Linked DNA regions of Homo sapiens: region 1 is linked to region 2. A link is a contact called in ENCODE Hi-C or POLR2A ChIA-PET data. All regions are on one chromosome and are shown on one strand. The core of a region is the stretch at or near the end of the contact, and the rest is flanking DNA. Distances in the headings are between cores, read along the strand shown. Region 1 overlaps AFAP1L2 (actin filament associated protein 1 like 2). Region 2 overlaps VWA2 (von Willebrand factor A domain containing 2).

What was found. Hi-C counts contacts between places; a loop is a spot of excess contacts on that map. ChIA-PET counts read pairs that join two places held with the same protein, here RNA polymerase II (POLR2A).
Region 1: a loop to region 2 is called in a map of Right ventricle myocardium inferior, with 2.3 times the contacts of the local background. The contact joins two enhancer-like sites. A Hi-C loop is called at or near these places in 1 of 168 maps with a recorded cell type or tissue (Right ventricle myocardium inferior). POLR2A ChIA-PET finds 5 or more read pairs at or near these places in 3 of 52 experiments (K562, Panc1 and activated CD4-positive, alpha-beta T cell).

What each region holds. Positions count from the first base shown.
Region 1 is chr10:114,327,606-114,330,373 of GRCh38, forward strand. All of the region lies in intron 4 of AFAP1L2 (actin filament associated protein 1 like 2), which reads right to left. Among named protein-coding and RNA genes, the nearest start is that of AFAP1L2, 76 kb to the right of the region's middle. RefSeq lists an enhancer at 835-1,480. Within about 2 kb of position 1,451, at least 5 of the 41 ENCODE cell types and tissues checked have a DNase peak (open chromatin) inside an H3K27ac peak, as active enhancers do.
Region 2 is chr10:114,270,245-114,273,237 of GRCh38, forward strand. VWA2 (von Willebrand factor A domain containing 2) reads left to right here. Exons shown (of 14, transcript NM_001272046.2): 6 at 2,496-2,690. Among named protein-coding and RNA genes, the nearest start is that of VWA2, 32 kb to the left of the region's middle. RefSeq lists a silencer at 1,513-1,713. Within about 2 kb of position 1,332, at least 8 of the 41 ENCODE cell types and tissues checked have a DNase peak (open chromatin) inside an H3K27ac peak, as active enhancers do.

The DNA.
Region 1 (2,768 bases), core at 201-2,700, 57 kb after region 2:
TAGGGACTTGTGGCCACTCGGGACCTCTGTCTTATCTCAGCTATTCAACTCTATTGCTTGCTGTAGCTCAGAAGTCCACAGACTAATACAACTAAATAAGGCTGGCTGTGTTCTAATAAAACACTATTTACTAAAGGATGTTACAGATCAGATTTGGCCAGTGAGCTACAGTTTGCCAACACCTGGCTTAGACTAGACACAAGAGCTGATGAGGGGTGGCTCAGAGGACCCGAGGCATCCTCACAGCTCTAACCATCCTGCCCCAGAGTATGCTGCAGAAGGCTCCCAGGTGGGGGTGAGTGGACAGGCCAGGCCCAGCCTCCGAGGCTAGCCACGGCAATGTCCTTTTAGGGATTAAGTGGTTTCCCCCACAGAGAAGCTCATGTAAGAGCAGGCCAGCGCATGGCCAGGCCTCAGAGGGACGATGGGGTGGAGATGGCCATGCTAGCCAGACCATCAACCATGGCCAACAAACATCTGTTTCTCCTGCAAGGACCACGGCACCTGGCTGTGCAGACAGCAGCCTGGAGAGGCCACAGCTGCCTGAGTCACTGTCCACACCCACGAGGTTGCTCCAAACCCCTGGCTGCCCCTTCTATTGCTGGACAGACCTGCTCTCTACTGAGTCTGTAGGGGTTGGAGTGAGGACATCTGGGCTCGTGGCCGATAAGCATCCCGAGCCTGTGACCGAGGCATGATCCTGGCCCAGCCATAGGCCCTGAGGACCCCAGGTGGATGTCCACGTGCTGCTGCAGGTGCTGCTGCAGGTGCCGGTGAGCCCAGGGCCAGGCAGCTGTGCAGGGCCCAGCCCTCAGGTGGACAAACCTCCCTGAAGTTCTGGGATCAAGGGAGGAAGGGCGGGTTTTCTGTCTGAGGAAGAGACGCCACAGGGCACTCCAGGCTCAGGGTTCCAGCCTGAGCTGGACAGTGACTCAGGCAGCTGTGGCCTCTCCAGGCTGCTGTCTACACAGCCAGGTGCTGTGGTCCTTGCGAGAGAAACAGATGTTTGTTGGCCACGGTTGATGGTCTGGCTAGCATGGCCATGGGGTTCCAGCGGCCATGGCCTCTCCCTGCTCTGGTTCTCCTCCTCCTTCAGAGCCACAGACATGACTCCACCCTGACGCTGCTCCTCTGGGGGCCTTGGACTAAGAGTGATGGCTGCTTCAGCCTGATTCAACAAGAGAGGAGGCCTGAGGGAGTGAGGACATGTGCTCATGTGTGTGGGCAAGGACAGGGAGAGTGCCCGGTGAACACCACCTACATCCCCACACCACATCTGGAACACCCTGGGGTAGAGGTGGGTGCCTTGCACAAGACCAGGTGGGACCTAGCCAGGGGACTCGCAGTCCACACCCGTCTCTGGTCCTTCACAGCAGAGAAAGTCCACAAAGTGGGAGGGAGCTGCCTTTTCCTGTCAAGTCAGCTGGCTTTGCTAGAAGTCTCCCTGGGGCCTGGAAGCTGTCCACAGGCAGTTACCACTTGGCTGAAAGGCCTCCTTGGGATCGTGCCATTCCTGGGTGCTGATATTTTCCCCAACTGCCGCACCAGTTCCTTTCAAACAGGGACACAAGCCCTAGTCACAGACGACAATCCAGGAAGTCTACTTCAGAGGGGGCCACGCTCCCCTCCCCACACTCAGTGTCTGAGGCACAGGGCACTGGCTGAGGAACAGAAGCCAGCATTGGAATCCCAGGGCCCGCAGGGACTCTCCGTGGCCCAATTAACTTACAGCTGTAGCCAGGTCCCAGACCCTGGGCCCCTCAGTCCATGCTGTGCTTGTAAAACACAATTTCTAGAACACTCACACAGTACGCGGTGCTCATGAAACTCTGCCCCTACCCACCAGGTGGGGACCCACCAGCAGCTGCCCCTGGTGGGGCAGAAGATGGCACTTCCACTAGCAAAGCCCAAGATACCTTGGTCAGAATCAGACGCTGGATTTAGGATAGAAAAGTTCCAGCCGTGGCTCAGAACAGCCACCTTTCCACTCCCACCACCCAGCAAGCAATGCCTGGGCCATACCAGAAAACCTCTGGTTAAAGCCATCAGCCAATGGATGGGACAGCAGAGGGGCTGTGCTCTTCCCCCAGGTATCAGGGCTGAAAGTGAGGGGAGCCTGGCACTGGAGGGAGCATAGCTTAAGCCTTTGCTCTGTTACAGAGAGAAGCAAATGTCAGGGAGGCCCAGGCTGGGGGAGGAATTGGGAACAACAACAACAAAAACCTGCATTTAAATCCTGGCCTAGTACTTCCCAACTGTGGGACCGTGGCCAGTGGTTTTTAACTCTGAGTCTGTTTCCTCATATGAAAAACAGTGACAAAAATACCCATCCCTCGATGGGTGGTGGGCGGATGGTGTGTGTGCATGGTATGGGGTTGAGGCTCAGGGTGTAGCAGTCGCTGGCATTGTCAGCATCACAGGGACACCAGGGACTCAGGTTCAGTCCCGACATCAAGCCTCACTCAGCCTGAGATGAGGAGTCTCCACCAGCTGTCACCCAGCTCAAGGGACGGCATGCAATGGGACACTGTCCCAGGTTCTCCAGAACTGCCCACCCACCCCACATGGTAGAGTCAGATCCTCAGCTGTGGCCCCTTCCCCCCAGGAAGGCACGAATGAAGGGGCCAGTCCAGAGCCATTCTGGGGCTGGGACCCCCTCCACGGAAACATGAGCCCACAGATCAGGTGACGGTCAGTTGGCAGGAGCTTAGCTTCCTGCTGGCGCTGACCCAAGACCCCCTGGCTACCCACATAAACCCTCCTAAGCT
Region 2 (2,993 bases), core at 82-2,581:
AACTTGGGCTTTGGAAGTGGAGGGCCCTGGGTTCAAGTCCTGCCTTCACCACTCATGAGCGGCATAACCTTAGTTTGGCCCCTTTTCTGGACTCCTCTATTCCAGAGAGCTGTGGCGAGAATTATATGATAATATGCTAAGCATATATAGCTAAACATGGGTTGAGCACAGCGTCTGGCACATGCTAAATGCCCAGGAAATATTACCAGTTATCACTATTCTCTGAGTGGGGTTTCCTCATTTGTCAAATGTGGGTAAGATTAGTACCTTTTACCATGGATGTAAGGATTACATTCAGTAACAGGTGTGTGTGTGTAGTGTCTGGCACAAAGTAAAATGTCAGCGCTAATATTATCCTTTAGAAATGGAAGCCATTCTGCCCTCCCAGGAGCCCTGGAGGAACACTCTTTTTAAACACAAGAGCTCTTTGGTGAAGGAAACAGTATTAGTAGAGATCAGAATCGGGTTGGTGGTCTTCGGTATCTAATGTGTGATCCAGCAGGGTGTGAGAGGAGTTGGGGGCGCTTGGGAGTCAGTGGCGTGAGTGTAGTCTTCCTCTTCGGAGATTCATCCATGTTGGTATGCTCTGTTTTTCTTTGATAAGCCCATTGCCCAAGCCAAGCTCTGCTCGCTAGCTCCAGAACACAGGTTACATTGCTTACCTGTGTCTTTGCTTTAACCCCTTCCTGTAATCAGAATGGCCTCTTCCTTTCCTCATCAGCTGATTCACCAAGACCCCATTTAAAAGCTTTTTCCCCTCTGAAGCCTGCTCCCTGACAGCTCCACCCCACAATGAATCTGCTCCTCCGAATTCCTATTATTTGTATCCTTGCATTCCTTTTTCCTTGCTGTCTTGTAGATCCCATTTCTTCAACTAGACTGGGAGTTCTTTAAGGGATGGGATCGTGGTTATACTTCCTGGTCTCCATTTCACTATCTTCCCTCTAGTGGATCCACAGTAAATACTCACAGGTTGAAAAAAAAGTAAGTAAATTTTTAACCCATGCAAATGTCAATATATGTATTGTAGGCAAGACTGCTAATTCTAGGAGTTGTCAGCTCTTGTTGACACTTTTTAACTTTATGGAGCACCGCAAAGAAAACTGCCATTTAAGAGCTTGCTTAAGTTAGAAAGCAATAAAAGTGAAGAATATTCTAGGCCTGGTCCATAAATCCTTCCCAAGCACAATCTTCATGCTCTTTCCTTGTCTTCCTGCTGAATGGAGAGCATTTTGAGGACTGAGGGGAAGGTGGAACCATAACATGAAAGGAGCCTGGATTCCTGAGTAGCTGCTTGGAGGGGAGCCAACCAGGAGAGATGCCTGGGCAGGAGGACTCATGTCAGACTTGCATGAGAAGTAAAAACACACACACACACACACACACACACACACACACAGCAGGTAATGCCCATGCGTCTTGTCAGTTGGATGTTTTCTCATTAGAAAAATGACTATAGTTAGGGCTGAATTAAAGGTAGGCATTGCCTTAATTTATGGTTGGTACAATCTGAGTGTAAATGTGTCCCCCATCTAGAATCTGTGGTTAGTCACTATTTCAGAATAATGCTCCCACAGGGTTTTCTCTGTGTGTACTGTTGATAACCACAGTAATTCCATCAGCCTCACATTGTTGATCATGTTTGGATGGGCTACCATCCGCTGAATGGTTTGGCTGCAACAGGGACTGACTCACAATTCCGTAACCTAAAATCCACTGTAGTGAGTCATTATTTTCTGTCCAGCTGACACTCAAAGCTGGCAGTCCTCTCTCTGACAGGACGCTTACAGGAGCCTCCTAATTTGAGATTTAGCAGAGATCCTGCTCTGGGATTCCAGGATTGGTCAACAGTTCCTATAACTGAGCTGTGAGGATGAGAGGATCTCAAGCCACAGCAAATAGAGGACCATTGGCATCCCGATGAGATGGGACCCCTGTAACCTGCCCTGATCTGGAGGTGGTCAGACAGCTCAGCCTTCCAGCTCCCAACCCTGAATTTGGACATGGCCCACAAAGGCCTGGATCACAGAAAAGACTGTCATCACACCCTTGCCTTGAAGCCCTGTCCTTCACTCTTATGGGTCCTTCCTCACACAGTTTTCCTAAGCTCATTATCTGCTTTCCCAACCCAGGATGTTGAGCTGTAACAAGAAGATGATGCAGGGATGAGGAGATGGGAGGCAGGTGTTAGACAAATGACAAGAGCTGTCGGCCCAGAGTCATCACTCGGGGAGGAGAAAAACACACCCAACACACAATGACATTATGATAGAATACAACAGAGATGTACGGGGTGAATCTCAAGTGCATGGAAAAAATAATTTCTGTTCATTGTTGTTGTGGTTTAGATGGTAGAACTATCACTTTCAGCCTCTGCTAGGAGAAAGCTACCTTTCGCTAATAACGGAAGAGCTCATCGATTTCAGACTCTCATCCCAACTTCACCTCCCCACATCATTCACTTTTCTTTCTTTTTTCCTTCTGGGTGTGCACAGAGGAGGGCGCACGGAGACGGAACTTGCTCTGAAATACCTTCTGCACAGAGGGTTGCCTGGAGGCAGAAATGCTTCTGTGCCCCAGATCCTCATCATCGTCACTGATGGGAAGTCCCAGGGGGATGTGGCACTGCCATCCAAGCAGCTGAAGGAAAGGGGTGTCACTGTGTTTGCTGTGGGGGTCAGGTTTCCCAGGTAAGAGCCTCAGTCACCCTGGATCAGCCCTCAGGTGGTCAGCCTGGGGATCGTGACATGGCCATGGGAGGGAAGGGAGGGGACTGGAAGAGCCGTCCAGGTCCTTCCCTGGATCTGTCTTTTCCTCACTTTGCCATTTTGACTCCAGTGCACAGGAAGCTCCAATCTTTTGGAGCCTGTATTTGCATTGATTTTGGTTTTGTTTGAAAACTCAGTTGCAAGTGCCAGAAACTCTGCTGAAATTTATTTGGGCAAAAATGGAAATTCATGGAGTGATCTCATTCACTGGGTGGGATGGGGGTC